2 separate regions of the Homo sapiens genome follow, and region 1 is linked to region 2. Evidence: chromatin loops called from intact Hi-C (ENCODE). Cell type or tissue: natural killer cell. All regions are shown on one strand.

Region 1 (8,000 bases), 46 kb before region 2:
GATATTGCCAGAATACAGGTCAACAGTCTTTTATCTGAAACCTTTGGAGGCCAGGTGTGTGTCAGCATTTAGAGTTTTTCCAGTTTTAGAAGATTAAATATTTTGCATATACTATTTATTATGTAGCATGCCAGTGGAGTCTGGGACAGCAGGCTGTTATCATGACTTCTGGTTTTCAGAGCTTTTTGGATTTCAGCATTGTGAGTAAGAGGTTGTGGACTTGTACCATCTCTGAACTTAAAAGAAAATAAATTTTATTGTGGTAAAATACACATAGCATGAAATTTACCATCTTAACCATTTTTAAGTCTACAGTTCAGTAGAGGTAAGTATATTCACATTGTTGACAACCAATCTCTAGAACTCTTTTCATATTGTAAAACTGAAAGTCTATGCATATTGAACAGCAACAGCTCCCCATCCTCCAGCCCCTGGCAATCACCATTTCACATTCCGTTTCTATGAATTTGAGTATCCTAGGTACCTCATACAAGTAGGATAATATGCTGTTTGTCTTTTTGTGACTGGATTATTTCACTTAGCATCATCTCCTCAAGGTTCATCATGTTGTAGCATGTGTTAGAATTCCCTTCCTTTTTAAGACTATATAATATTCCATTGTATATACATGATACCTTTTGTTTCTCCATTTATCTGTGATGGATATTTAGGTTGGCCCCCACTCTTGGTTATTGTGAATAACATTGCAACGAACATGGGCCTGCAAACATGTCTCTGAGATCCTGGTTTTAATTCTTTTGGATATATAACCAGAAGTGATCATTTGGTAATTCTATTTTAAATTTTTTGAGGAAACTTTGTATGGTTTTTCATAGCAACTGCACCATTTAATATTTCCATCAACAGTGCACACGGGTTCCAATTTCTGCACATCTTCACTGACACTTGTTATTTTCTGCTTTTTTTTTTTAAAGTGGCCATTCTAATGGGTATAAGGTGATACCTCATTTGGTTTTGATTTGCATTTTCCTTATGATTAGTGATGTTGATAGTCTCTTCATATGCCTGCTGGCTATTTGTATGTCTTCATTAAAGGAAGAATGTCTATACAAGTCTTTTGCACATTTTAAAATTGAGTTATTTTTTTTTTTGTTATTGAGTTATAGAAGTTCTTTATATATTCTGTATATCAGAATATATATACCACAAAACCAACACTGTGATTATTTCTGATGTTATAATTATAAAAGTTTGGGCAAGCCATGAAAAGTATAAGGCAGAACTTAAATATCATTTGAATTCCCACTATCCCTGGATAACAATTTGGCCATGTGTTAAGCATCTCTTTATGCACAAAAACAGACATAATCAACAGGATCATGTTGTAAGTGTTGTTTTCCTTTGGGGAAATTACTGACAAATGAAACCTTTTTGGGCAAGGGGTTGCTCTTCTCTTCTCTTTCCCACTCTGCCCATACCTGTCACCCCAAATCCTTAGTAACAGGCTGGGGAATTATATTTCATAATGTTTTCATGGTCATGTAATCTTACATAAATATGTATGGAGTGGGGTCGTTCATGATTTTTTTTTAAATGAGGTATATTGTATGTACTTCCCTGCATCCTGTTTTTATCACTTAAAGATGTATCACTTAGAGATAGATTAAATACAGACTAACACCCTTAATTTCTTTTACCAAGTTAGTTCCTTATTTTGTTATTGCCTGTTGTGGCTTGGGTTTTGACCAGTAGACACAGTGCTGCCATTAATATCATTCTGTATATCCTCAGGGAGATTTTAGTCCTAAGCGGAGTAGGTTCCCAGGACAAGGAATTGTTCTCAGCAGTATCTTTTCTCCTGCTTATCTCATTTATTATTACAAATTCAACCATTTTATTGTTCTATCCATCGCTTTTAAATTGGGGTAGAAGTTACAGTGAAAAACACAAATCTTAAGTGTGCAGTTCATTATAAGTTTTGACCAATGTATACATTCATTTTGACAAATGTATACACTCATGTTATACTCCAAACAATTTCTATACTCCAAACAAAATATTGTTTGTTGTACTCCAAACAATATTTCTGTCACCCTAAAAAGTTCTTTAGTGTCTCTTTTCAGGCAGTCTCTACTCTCTCATAGGCAACCACTGTTCCTGTTTCTTTCACCATGGGTTAGTTTTGCATGTCCTTGAACTTCATGTAGATGGAGTCACACGGTTTGAAAGTTTTTGTGTCTGACTTATTTTGCCCAGTGTAATGTTGTTGAAATTCATCCATATTTTTATATTGTATCTGTTGTTTGTTCCTTTTTTCAGGACACTATTTCATTTTATAAAAATACCAGAATTTTTTTGTTTTTTTGTTCTCTTGTTGATGGACAGTTAGGTTGTTTCCAGTTTGGGGGTATTATGAACAAAGCTGCTGTGAGCATTATTGTTTTGGGGAGGCAGTTTTCATTTCTCTTGAGTGAATACCTAGGCACGGAGCTGCTGGATGATGCGGTGCTAAAGAGTTTTCCAAAGTGGTTGGGGAAGTGAGTATTTTTAATTTAAAATGGATAGTCAGTTCCTTCATTAAAGGGCTTAAACTCACCAGTGACTGGTGAATTTCTACCAGTGGCTCTCCACGTCTCCACCAGCAAAGAGAGTTTCTCTCTTTTTAAAGTTGTGCCAGTCTGATGAAGCCAGAGTGAGAGCTTGCTGTCACTCTAATTTGTAGTTCCCTGAGTGCTTAAGATGGCATCATCATTTTTTAAAAAGCTCTCCAGAAAATTCAAATGTACAGGCAGGATTAAGAATGCTGCTATTGAAAGGTGACAGGGGGAAGACAAAGATCTGACCTCTTCAGGCAGTAGCACCAAGAATGCAGGGTGGATGTTCATTATTTAGGATCAGGGAGACTTCTACAAATTTGTTTGTGGATAGGCTAAAGTGACTGATGAGAAGTGAGAATAAGTTTTTAGAAATATTGGGCAGAGATGGGATTAAGAATGGAGGTGAAGGTATTAGATTCTGCAAGGATCAGGAATAGGGGAGAAGGAACGCACAGTGCACAGTTGCCTGGAATCATTTTGCACAGTGCCTGAGGTTTCTTTGTATCCAGTGGGAAAATTAATTGGTATTCGTGATCATTTGTATAATGAGTAAACTTTCAAATAGGGTTGTTTAAAGGGACTGAATTTCACCCATCTGGAAAATTTTGCCATCCAGACTGGCTCACTCCAGAGGTGCCAGGTAGCTGAAGTTTCTGAAGAGCTGGACATCTATGTTATATGGTGTGTGCAGCCCACATAGGCCTGGTTTCCCACTTAACTAAACGCTTTGTATCAAGAATGGACTTGTTTGGGAAGGGAATATTTTGTAAGATGATGCCTAGTATTGTCTGAGAGAGATAGAGCTTTCAGGTTAAGATCTTGAGGCTTGCACCAAGTGCAAAAAATGAAAATCAGAGTGCATTGTGTTGGGGAAAAAAAAGTGAGTTTGGTTCCTTTTGGGGAAGAGTGGGACTCATGTACACGAGCAGAATGGAGGCTGATACTTCATCTCATTTAGCTGCTTGTTTGTTAGTACTAAACAGGATTAGTATGAAAACAGGAAGTTCTCAGCTGGAGACTTTAAAGGAGAAAGGAGGAATATTAAAATTCCCTTTGTTTTGTGAAAGCCACTGAAATTTAGGTTTTGGTTGTTACCATGCTATACCCTAGCCCATCCTGACTGATAGAGGCATTGCCTGACACAGAACCCTGCCATCATCTCATTCTACAGGATTGGTGCTCCATGGTAGAGCCAGGGTATTTTTTCTTAATAATTAAAGTATTTTTTTTTACCTTTCCTCCGTTAAGGTGGACTTAGGTGAAGGCAAGATTTGCTTCTGTTGTGAAGAATTTCAACCAGCCAAGTGCACAGACAAAGAAAATGCCTTGAAACTCTTTCCGGTTCAGCCCTGTAGTGCTGTTCACCTTCTACTTAAGGTACCTCAAACAGATTCCCACCCGCACGGTAAATACACCACGGAGCCCCCAAAGAAGGCAAACTTACTTGAAATATTCCTGTTCTATTACCTCCCTCAAACAATTAAGCTGCTGAAAGCGCATGTGAGTGACCCCAGAGACAGAATTGAATGCAGAAAGAACCACAGATTATTGTGTGTGTTAAATTATGTATGGACAGCTTTCTTTGTGTTGAAGAACTGTAAGATAGTAAAAAATGGAAAGGAGCCTGACTATATATATGTATATGTATACACATACACACATATTTCCACATATAAACATATGCATACGTACATATGTATACCTACACACACATATACGGTGTAGCTTTTAGCAAAACCTTTAAGTCGCACACTCGTGTGTCATTGTTCTGATGCTCATTTGTTTGCTTACATGGGTCATATGGGCCACTGAGTACTACCAGTCTGCAACACGTAGACTAAGGAGAGAGATTGGCCAGAAAATATGGGGGAATTGAAGCACCTTAGCTCTTGTTTAATAAGCAACAACTATAATAAGCCAAAGGTATTAAACAAACAGATGATCCCAGTTGAAGAGAAATACAAAATTAGCCTTCATCAGGGAATTGGATAAAAATTGTGCCCTGACTTAAGGAACATTAGCTCAGTGAGTGACAAAATCAACTGGTGAACCCTGAGGTATGGCTTTTTGAGAGTCCACTTCTGCCGGTTTTCTTTAGATATTTGTTTTGGGTTTCATTTTGGTGGGGAGGAAGAATCTCCAAGGAAAGAGAGAACTGTTCCAAGCTACCAGCTCTGGGTTGTGTGGGATGTGGAAATGGCCTGCTTTCCATGGCTTCTGCATTTTTGGTAGCTGAGTCACCCCCAAACTTTCTGAGCCAGGACTTAGCTTGGGGAAAGCCCCACTCAAGGAGCCAGGACTGTACCAACAGAAGCGTTTGGAATGGCCTTTGCTATTTTGAGATGTGTGTTTAGTGGAGAGAAGTCCTATTTACACTCTGGCTGGGCCAGCTCCTTCAGTGTCCTCGTCGTGTGCATGGGGCAGCACAGCCAATTGCTCTTGAAATAGAATTAGTGGCCACAAATTAAGCAGTGTGCTGTGCTGGTGGGAGGCTGTGGGAGGGAGGAGGCTGGGAATTGCTATCCCTGGGGAAATCAGCCTCAGAAGAGAAGCTCACTGCTCTCCTGGAAGGAATGTTTCTCGACAGTATTCTGATGCTTGCAAAAAGAAATACTATCATACCACGTTGTTCTGTGACAGAAAGCTTCTAAGATAAGTTTTTGGAATTAAGAAGTACACATTATTGCATGAGGGTCATAATAATAGCCAGCATTTATTTGGGCACTTTCCACGAGCCAAACACCATCTAAGTCCTTTACATGCATCCTCTCCTGAGAATTGTCTTATGGAGGCAGCGTTATTATTATTTTAAAGATTTTCTACATTGTATTCTGGTGATGTTTGTTGAAGTACTTAGTGGTGCCATTGTTTCCTTGCCCCAGAAAGTCCTCTTTGCCCTGTGTGCCTTGAATGCCCTGACCACCACCGTCTGCTTGGTGGCCGCTGCCCTCCGCTACCTCCAGATATTCGCAACCAGGAGATCCTGCATCGTAAGTCTATGCAAGGGCATCATGGCCACGTTTCCGCTGAGCCAGCCCATGGACCCCTTCGTGTCATCCACTGCCTCTCTCCCCGTGCCTTTGTAATGAAGGCTGTTGACTAACTGAGCTGCTGTTTAATCAGGATGAATCCCAGATTTCTGCTGAAGAAGCGGAGGATCATGGACGCATCCCCGACCCTGATGATTTTGTGCCGCCTGTGCCTCCCCCTTCCTATTTTGCCACGTTTTACTCGTGCACACCCCGGATGAACCGCAGGTATCGTTCCTGAGTTCCCCTGCAGTCTGAGTGGGATGCTGTGGGTTCTGAAGACTGAAGTGTCTCCAGAACTCACCACATGAGATCTCACTTTTCTTTGAAAAAGAAAAAGAAAAATTTTTCCTGACTTGAGGAACGTTAGCCCAATGAGTGACAAAATCAGCTAGTGAACCCTGTGGTATGGCTTTTAGAGAGTCCACCTCTGCCAGCCTTCTTTAGAAAAATGAAAAACAATTATGCTGTTTTTCAGGGGTTTCTATTCTCTCTGTCTCTCTCTCTCTGTTTTCTGTCTTACTTTCTCTTTTTGTCTGATAAAACAGATGAATCCAAAGAAAAGTTAAACTTTGGCCTGAAGATAGACATTTTCAATTTCAATTAGCTTTCTAAGGGAAACTGACACCCAGGGAGATAACAGCTGTAATTTGACATGATTGAGAGTCGCTGTTGCCTTGGAAACACTCCCAGTTAGGCCAAATCGATGTTTCATTGTAATACCATCAGCAGGTCTCAACAATCAAGAAATTCTTCCTAGCCATTAAAAAGAGATTAATTATTAATTGTCTCTCCCTGGTCTAGAAAAAATAGATACCATACTTATTTTCCTTTTCAAATTTCAAACTTAAAATTTTGACCTTCTTAAATATCAAGGATTTTTATTGGTACAGTGAAATGCCGCATACATCTGTCTGATTGTTAGCAACTTCTAGAATCAAACCTTTTTTTAAAGAATGACTTCATTTAGGCGCGGCGTGGTGGCTCACACCTGTAATCCCAGCACTTTGGGAGGCTGAGGCGGGCAGATCATGAGGTCAGGAGATCAAGACCATCCTGGCTAACCCCCGTCTCTACTAAAAATACAAAAAAATTAGCCGGGCATGGTAGTGGGCACCTGTAGTCCCAGCTACTTGGGAGGCTGAGGCAGGAGAATGGCATGAACCTGGGAGGTGGAGCTTGCAGTGAGCTGAGATCGCACCACTGCACTCCAGCCTGGGTGAGAGCGAGACTTTGTCTCAAAAAAAAAAAAAAGAATGACTTCATTCGTTTATTCATTCAACAAACGTGGAATCCTCTGTGCTGGGTTATTGGAATTCAAAATGAGCTAGACCTGCTTCCTCCTCTACCATTAAGGAGCTCACAGTCTAGGTCATTAAAATGTGTGTTGGAAGGATCACGGTAATATTCAAAAGAGGGACTTTGGGTGCACAGAGAAGGTACACCTAACCCAGAGTGGCAAGGCAGTCAGAGATGGCTTCCTGGATGAAGTGAACTTAAGCTGAGTTTAAAGGATAAGCAAACATCTGTTGAACTTTTTGAAAGAGAATCTCTTAATTCCACAGAAATACTAGTGTCTTTAGCTTCATATTCAGAGGGCCAGAAATTTCTATTTTTTAATCCCTGTAGTACATGTAGAGACTTATCAAACTAACTTGGTGCTGAGCTTGAGGTTTTTAGAGAAGTATTTTCTAATGTCCAGGGTGATGGTATGTGACTTTGAGATAGGTCACCAGTGGGGCTGCCACCCAGACACTGTTAGTGTTCTTTTCAGTGGCTTAGCTGCTGACTCGTCCCTCAGTTATACCTGAACCCTACGTCTATACCCTCCCCAGCTCACTTGCCCAGGCAGGGGCAGAGATGACTGCAAAGCTGGAGGGGATGTCAGCTGGGTGACAGGTGGCCTGGGCTAGGCCTGTGGGACAGCTTGGCCTCTCTGGTGTTCAGGGAGTGGCCTCTACTGGAATTTCAAAGCCTCAGGGGCTGGGATGGCTTCCTTAATCTTTCAGGAAATGAGCCAAGAATGACAGAGGCTGAAGAGATATGGCAGCAAAACACATGTTCTTTCTGTACCTGAGGACACATTTGCAAAAATCTTAGCGCCGTCTCAGGCTGTCTGTAGAGGGTACATTGGAGGACAGTAAAAAATGACTGATATTTCATGGTGGGGATGAGAAATACCCTCTCCAATAAGAAGAATTCTTTGACACTGAGGTTGCGGATGAGCACTCTGTTGACCTAGGAGGAGGCAGCAGACAGATTTAGTTTCTGCAGTGGCAGAAAGGGAAAGTGACTCATGTGGGTTTAGGAGCCGAGCCATCCAGCAGTGTGCTCTGAGCACTCCCGACCTTCCTGTCTCCTCGCTTTCCTTTCTCTTCTCTGCTTCACCATAATAATGCTCATCACTGCAGAT
Region 2 (8,000 bases):
CCATTATGTAATGGCCTTCTTTGTCTCTTTTGATCTTTGTTGGTTTAAAGTCTGTTTTATCCGATACTAGGATTGAAACCCCTGCCTTTTTTTGTTTTCCGTTTGCTTGGTAGATCTTCCTCCATCCCTTTATTTTGAGCCTATGTGTGTCTCTGCACATGAGATTGGTTTCCTGAATACAGCACATGGATGGGTCTTGACTCTTTATCCAATTTGCCAGTCTGTGCCTTTTAATTGGAGCATTTAGCCCATTTACATTTAAGGTTAGTATTGTTATGTGTGAATTTGATCCTGTCATTATGATGTTAGCTGGTTATTTTGCTCGTTAGTTGATGCAGTTTTTTCCTAGCCTCGATGGTCTTTACAATTTGGCATGTTTTTGCAGTGGCTGTTACTGGTTATTCCTTTCCATGTTTAGTGCTTCCTTCAGGAGCTGTTTTACAGCAGGTCTGGTGGTGACAAAAATCTCTCAGCATTTGCTTGTCTGTAATGTACTTTATTTCTCCTTCACTTATGAAGTTTAGTTTGGCTGGATATGAAATTCTGGCTTGAAAATTCTTTTCTTTAAGAATGTTGAATATTGGCCCCACTCTCTTCTGGCTTGTAGAGTTTCTGCCAAGAGATCCGCTGTTAGTCTGATGGGCTTCCCTTTGTGGGTAACCTGACCTTTCTCTCTGGCTGCCCTTAACGTTTTTTCCTTCATTTCAACTTTGGTGAATCTGACAATTATGTGTCTTGGAGTTCTCTTCTCGAGGAGTATCTTTGTGGCGTTCTCTGTATTTCCTGAATTTGAATGTTGGTCTGCCTTGCTAGATTGGGGAAATTCTCCTGGATAATATCCTGCAGAGTGTTTTCCAACTTGGTTCCATTCTCCAGGTCACTTTCAGGTACACCAATCAGATGTAGATTTGGTCTTTTCACATAGTCCCATATTTCTTGGAGGCTTTGTTCCTATCTTTTTATTCTTTTTTCTCTAAACTTCTCTTTATGCTTCATTTCATTCATTTTGTCTTCCATCACTGATACCCTTTCTTCCAGTTGATCACATCGGCTACTGAGGCTTGTGCATTCATCACGTAGTTCTCTTGCCATGGTTTTCAGCTCCAAAGGTCCTTTAAGGACTTCTCTGCATTGGTTATTCTAGTTATCCATTCATCTAATTTTTTTTCAAGGTTTTTAACTTCTTTGCCATTCGTTCGAACTTCCTCCTTTAGCTTGGAGTAGTTTGATTGTCTGAAGCCTTCTTCTCTCAGCTCGTCAAAGTCATTCTCCATCCAGCTTTGTTCCGTTGCTGGTGAGGAGCTGCGTTCCTTTGGAGGAGGAGAGGTGCTCTGATTTTTAGAGTTATTCCAGTTTTTCTGCTCTGGTTTTTCCCCATCTTTGTGATTTTATCTACCTTTGCCTTTGATGATGGTGATGTACAGATGGGGTTTTGGTGTGGATGTCCTTTCTGTTTGTTTAGTTTTCCTTCTGACAGTTAGGACCCTCAGCTGCAGGTCTGTTGGAGTTTGCTGGAGGTCCACTCCAGACCTTGTTTGCCTGAGTATCAGCAGCAGTGGCTGCAGAACAGCGGGTATTGGTGAACCGCAAATGCTGCTGCCTGATCGTTCCTCTGGAAGTTTTGTCTCAGAGGAGTACCCGGCTGTGTGAGGTGTCAGTCTGCCCCTACTAGGGGGTGCCTCCCGGTTAGGCTACTTGGGGGTCAGGGACCCACTTTAGGAGGCAGTCTGCCCATTCTCAGATCTCAAGCTGTGTGCTGGGAGAACCACTACTCTCTTCAAAGCTGTCAGACAGGGACATTTAAGTCTGCAGAGGTTACTGCTGCCTTGTGTTTGTCTATGCCCTGCCCCAAGAGGTGGAGCCTACAGAGGCAGGCAGGCCTCCTTGAGCTGTGGTGGGCTCCACCCAGTTCGAGCTTGTTGGCAGCTTTGTTTACCTACTCAAGCCTCGGCAATGGCGGGCACCCCTCCCCCAGCCTTGCTGCCACCTTGCAGTTTGATCTCAGACTGCTGTGCTAGCAATGAGCGAGGCTCCATGGGCGTAGGACCCTCTGAGCCATGTGTGGGATATAATCTCCTGGTGTGCCATTTGTTAAGCCCAATGCCTCGCCCTGCTTCGGCTCACACAAGGTGTGCTGCACCCACTGTCCTGCACCCACTGTCCGGCACTCCCCAGTGAGATGAACCTGGTACCTCAGTTGGAAATGCAGAAATCACCCATCTTCTGCATTGCTCATGCTGGGAGCTGTAGACTGGAGCTGTTCCTATTCGGCCATTTTAATCACATTTCTAATAGAAATTGAATATTGGAGGATTTCTAGTGAACATGTGAGGGGAAGAAGATCAAAAGATCACTTTGCACTGGAAACATTTCACTGTGTTTGTGCTGTGGTTGGAGATTTCAGTAAGATGGGAGCTGAGCAGAGGCCTACTGTGTGTCCTGTGAGGCCACTGCACTGGAGGCGACCTCAGGTGTCACTTGGAATGCTGTCTCTTCTCCCTTAGCCAAGGCAGGTCCTGGAGACCTTCAGAGCCTGTTTTCTAATGCTGTGGCAAACAACTAAAATGTCGACATTTGACCTGTGTGCTCCCAAATGGACCATAAAAAGATGATTGCTTATTTTATTTAGTAATAAAAGTAATATTTTTAGGCCACCCCTCCACAAGAAAGCTTAGAAATTGCTTAAGTAGCTGAGAAGCTGGCCACAGCAGGTGTGCTGGTAAGTGTTTAACAACCAGCTCTCTGGGGGGGAAACTATGAGTGTGCATCTGTGCTTATTTACCTGATATAAAGAATGTGTAACACACAGTTTACAAATAATAATAATATATTCACTCATTTTTTGGGGGGGGTGCAGGTAGAAACTCACTCTGTTGCCCAGGCTGGAGTGCAGTGGTGCAATCATAGCTCACTGCAGCCTTAAACTCCTGGGCTCAAGCAATCCTCCTGCCCCAGCCTCCCAAGTAGCTGGGACCACAGGCACGTGACACCATGTCTGGCTAATGTTTTATGTTTTTGTAGAGAAGGAGGACTTGCACTGTTGCCCTAACTGGTCTTCAACTCCTAGGCTCAAATGATCCTGTTGCCTCAGCCTCCCAAAGCTCTGAGTTTACAGGTGTGAGCCACCATGCCCCGCCTCACTAATCTTTATTGCAAATGCCACCCACCTATAACTTCAGTATGACTTGGTATTTCCTGCAAACTCACAATCAGTTTTTCTAATTCTGTTACCAAGAATAGTGTCACCAAACCAGACTACAAATAAATGTTTGACTCCTATGTGAATCGCCAAAGATGTTACTCATAATACTGGTGAATGAATGGAGCTCTGACATGCTACACTGTGGGAGGCTGTGGCTCTGGGTGTGGTAGAGCTGGTTGCCATCATAAAGAAAAGCTCAAGTGAATGGGGGGAGAGCAGGTAGAACTGGAACCCATGAGGACAGAGTTCTGTCCTACCTGCCTCCCACTGCAGTGATGTGGGGACCTGCAGGAGGAGTTAGTCCCACTCACACCTGGCCCAGGTCTCAGAGATACTGAGGGAGAATCTGGAGGAGCTGCCGACCGGCTGCTTCTCTGAGCCGCTGGTGCAAGCCAGCAGACCATCGACAACGTGTATGAGCTGCGACAGCCCCTGGTGTTGCCGGGACCCACAGTGCATTTTGGCTGACGCTTCCTATCTGCCCTCCAAATCTCACCTAAACCTCTCCTGCAGTCCTCATTTGGAATCATACAGGGAGGGAAGTCTGGAAAACAAAGTTCTAGCCTAGTTAAGTTGACTTGATGGAACGCCACCATGCTTGCTTGATGCTTCTGTGCTAGGTGGGGATCTCCTCACCCTGTTGTTCCAGGTTTCTTTGCCTCTGCATGGAAAGCTGTTTTTCAACCATGGGACCTGGAAAACTCCTGTAGTATATTCAAACCCTGCAAAGATCTCACTCGCTCTGAGAAAAGCTCCCGGACCCTTCCCCTCCAGGACTAGTTCTGTACCTTGTACTCAATGACTGTGTCTACTGCACATGCTAAATGTTCAAGGACAGAGTCACTAATGGTTAGAACAACTGAGCCAAGCTGTGCCCATCGCATAGGTGAAGAACTGGAGGAGCAGAGTGGTTGAGTAGCTTGCCAAGATCACACAGTGACAATTGGTAGGAAAGCTGTAATTTGAACCCGGTCTGTGACTCCTCTTTTAATTATAACCCACGGTGACTAGAAAGTCAAGGGAGATTTGGCTCCTGCCCATAAGAAACTCCAATTAGTGGAGGGGAAAGAGGTGGTTAAGGTAGTAAGTAGCTGGTCAGTTGTGCTATGTCTGAGACTGACAATAGGAGCAGAATGTGGAGTAGACCCTGGATAAGGGGGTCCAGGGTAGGAATGAGGTTGTTTCCCGCCTTCCGCCTTCCGCCTTCCACTTCCCGCAGCGGTAGCCTCAGCCTTCTAGGAATGGCTTCTCCCCAGCTGGAGGAAGGGACTAGAAGGCAGCAGTTATCTATGCTGCTTGCCGCGCCACTGTCACAAAGACTCTGGAGCTAGCCTGAGAACTGGGGTCACAGCAGTGTGCTCAGCCTACCTCCAGGGCCTCCTGGGTCTGGCCAGTAGGAAGATGAGGTCCGCGTTGTTGTCTGTCAGCAGCTGGGATCATACAAAGGAGCATTAGCCTGGGAGCTAGGGAGTGAGGTTCTAGCTGCCTGCTCGCTGTGTAGTCTCCAGCAAGTCCTACCCCTCTTGGGGTCTTTGGTTTCCTTATCTGGAAAACAAGGGGCCTGGGATGGGTGGCCAAGGCTCCTCCTTCCCTCAATCGCCTGGGAATCTTGGCAGTTATTTGGATTTGGCATTTCTCATGTAATTCCACCAGAGGGCGCCAAATACTAGCTCTTACCAACTTGGTTCCTGAAGCGGGTGTCTGCTGGGGAGGGCGCAGAGGAGGTGGAGTGTGAGTTGAGTGTGATAGTGTGGAAGCAATTAGCAATTAAGTGTATGTGAGTGAGTGTGTGTGTGTGTGTGTGTGTGTGTGTAGCACCAAAGCTCCTGTAACCGCCTATATCTCCCACCACCACCCTCTGCCTGCTGGCTGCATCTTCAGCCACTTGAATTCTCCTTTCTTAGCCTCCACGCCCTACCAGAGAGGCCTGGCCTCAGGGCCTTTGTCCTTGCTGTCCCTTTAGCTTGGAACACGCATCCCTAAGGCATCCACAGGGCCCTCCCTCACTTCTTCTTCATGAGGCATTCCTAACCAACCTACATAAAATAGCCACCCCCAAACTCATTCTAAGCTTTAGTTAAAAACATTAAAGAAAACTGTGGTAAAATATACCATAACATAAAAAGTACTATTTTAACCATTAATTTTTAAAATAAGAATATAGTTAAATACATATAACATAAAATTTCCCATCTTAGCTATTTTTAAGTGCATAGTTCAGTAGTGTAGCGTACATTCACATTGCTGTGCAATCAGTCTGCAGGGCTCTCTTTTTCTGGCAAAACTGGAGCTCTGTACCTACTTAACAATAACTCTTCATTTCCTCCACTCCTCTACTTTCTGTCTGTAAGAATTTGACTACATCAGGTATCTCATGTAAGTGGAATTATACAGTATTTATCTTCTTGTGACTGGCTTATTTCACTCAGCATAATGTCCTTCCAGTAGCGATAAACCCTTATGCTAGCATGTGCCAGAATTTCCTTCCTTTTTAAGGCTGAATAATATCCCACTGTGTGCCTGTACCATGTTGTGTTGACCCACTCATCGATGGACACTTTGGTTGCTTCTGTCTTTTGGCTGTTGTGAATAATGCTACCATAAATAGGGATGTACAAATACCTGTTTGAACTCCTGATTTCAATTATTGTTATTATTATTTTTTGAGACAAGGTCTTAGTCTGTTGCCCAGCCTGGATTGCAGTGGCACAATTTCAACTCACTGAAGCCTTGACCTCCCAAGCCCTAAGCAATCCTCCCAATTCAGCTTCCTGAGTAGCTGGGACTCCAGACTTGCACCACCACGTCCAGTTAATTTTATTTTTTTTTGTGGAGACAGGGTTTTGCTATGTTGCCCAGACTGGTCTGGAACTCCTGAGCTCAAATGATCCCCCTGTCTTGGCCTCCCAAAGTGCTGAGATCACAGGTGTGAGCTATCACACCTGGCCCCTGCTTTCAATTCTTGTTCCATGCTTTTATATTTTATTTTATTTTATTTATTTTGAGATAGGGTCTCGCTCTGTTGCCCAGGCTGGAGGGCAGTGTCCATGCTTTATTTTTTCTGCAGAGCACTAATTACCAACCAACTGCCCTCCTCCTGCCCACAACTAGAGATGCAAATGATTTCTATTTGGTAGAAAGATAACCCTAAAGGTTATAATTGTATTGCCTTAAGGACATTAGCCAGTTTTGTTTTATTTTATTTTATTGTTGAGACGGAGTCTCGCTCTGTCACCCAGGCTGTAGTGCAGTGGTGCAATCTCGGCTCACTGCAACCTCCGCTTCCTGGGTTCAAGCGATTCTCATGCCTCAGTCTCCCATGTTGCTGGGATTACAGATGCCCACCACTATGCCTAATTTTTGTGTTTTTGGTAGAGGTGGGGTTTCACCACGTTGGCCAGGCTGGTTTCAATCTCCTGACCTCAGATGATCCACCCGCCTCGGCTTCCCAAAGTTCTGGGATTACAGGTGTGAGCCACCATGCCCAGTCGCAACCGGTTTTACTTCAAACCTAGTAATTTTATTCTAACATTCTTTTAAAAATGTCTATAAATACTTAGGTCCTCCAAATACTTTTTGGACCAGCTTTACCATCTTACTTGTTTCATCATTAATGATTAATAAATCTCTGATATGTGTTCATTCCATCTTTGTTATGGGAGTTATGTTTTTTAACTTTTAAAAAAGTATGCATTGGCATCTAGAAGTTTTTCCCAGGGGCTAAAATCTGCTTTTGGATGAAATTCAGTACATCAGTAGTTTAGGACTTCGGGTGTTTGGGGGCGACCTGCACTAAGCCATGCAAGTGCGTGCGGAGCCTCTTGAGTTGTGGCTCCCGTTGGTGTACCCAGGGGGTCTGGAAATTCCAGGAAGCTTATGAGGACCTGGATCTGCTGGGCCCCAGGAACGGCCAGTACTTCCTCAGCAACCACTATGCGCCATGCACATTCTGAAAGCTTTCTATGTGTTAGCTTATCCTCACACGGTCTCCCTGAGATAAACACTAGTTTGCAGATGAGGAAACAAGCTCAGAGGGTTTAAGGAACTCTGAGGATCACAGTTTAAGCAAAAATTATAGAAGAAAGACCTAAATAAAGTGGTTCTATGTGCATCAAGGTGGTTAAATGGTTTTTTTCTCTAGTTCTGCAATTTCATCTAAGATCAAAGCCAAGAGGGGGAAGCTAAGGTATAGTCTATGGTAGGAGCAGCCTTGCCTGTGGGGGCAGACCACACCCACACAGGCAGATACCATCCATCAGGGGACTGTGGTCTCCTGTGGGACAGACAGACTTCCAGGGAGCTTGCTGAGAGGTGCCAGTTCAAAGACTAGACCCTCCCACCAGCTGTCTTCCCACCGTCATCCTGGTGATGTGAGAGGGGTGTTGTCATTGGCGGGGGATGGGTGCAGAATTCAGGAAAGGAGCTACTTACTCGCCACTCCACTCTGGGAGGCAAGGGAATATTGACCTCGTCAAGGGAGGCGAATCCCAAGAGCATCACTGTGAAGGCTGGGGGCCTGTGCCCTCCACTTGCCTCCCCACACACTGAACTGGGTGCTGGTAACGTCTTATCTACATGTGGCCGAGGGACCGGACCAGCAGAAGGTGTGGTGCTGTGGGTGGTGAGAGAGATAATAGGAAGCAATGGCTCTGGGATGGGCAGGGGAGAGACAGCCAGGGGTGCCCCTCCCTTCCTCTGAGGGTGAGGAGGATGGTTGCTGGATGCTTCAGGAGCTTGCTGGCTGGGGAGATGGTGGCTGCAGGCGGCTGGGGACACAACCTGTGTGGAAGAGGTGTGC

The links. Peaks named below come from ENCODE experiments on the same cell type or tissue, not always from the same donor. Only the 100,000 strongest peaks of a DNase experiment are listed, where the experiment ranks them.
Region 1: it touches region 2 in a loop (3-fold over the local background); 2 of 110 quality-filtered maps call a loop at or near these places.

What each region holds. Positions count from the first base shown.
Region 1 is chr9:69,371,930-69,379,929 of GRCh38, forward strand. ENTREP1 (endosomal transmembrane epsin interactor 1) reads left to right here. Exons shown (of 11, transcript NM_001347995.2): 4 at 3,807-3,935; 5 at 5,441-5,548; 6 at 5,682-5,815. Among named protein-coding and RNA genes, the nearest start is that of ENTREP1, 51 kb to the left of the region's middle. In natural killer cell, no CTCF peak of the experiment used is centred here; no DNase peak of the experiment used is centred here.
Region 2 is chr9:69,417,513-69,425,512 of GRCh38, forward strand. It overlaps LOC124902177 (a long non-coding RNA gene), which reads right to left and starts at 5,003. Exons shown (of 2, transcript XR_007061568.1): 1 at 4,571-5,003. RefSeq lists a silencer at 4,961-5,255. In natural killer cell, CTCF peaks have their summits at 4,809 (motif pointing right) and 5,012; a DNase peak (open chromatin) is centred at 4,869.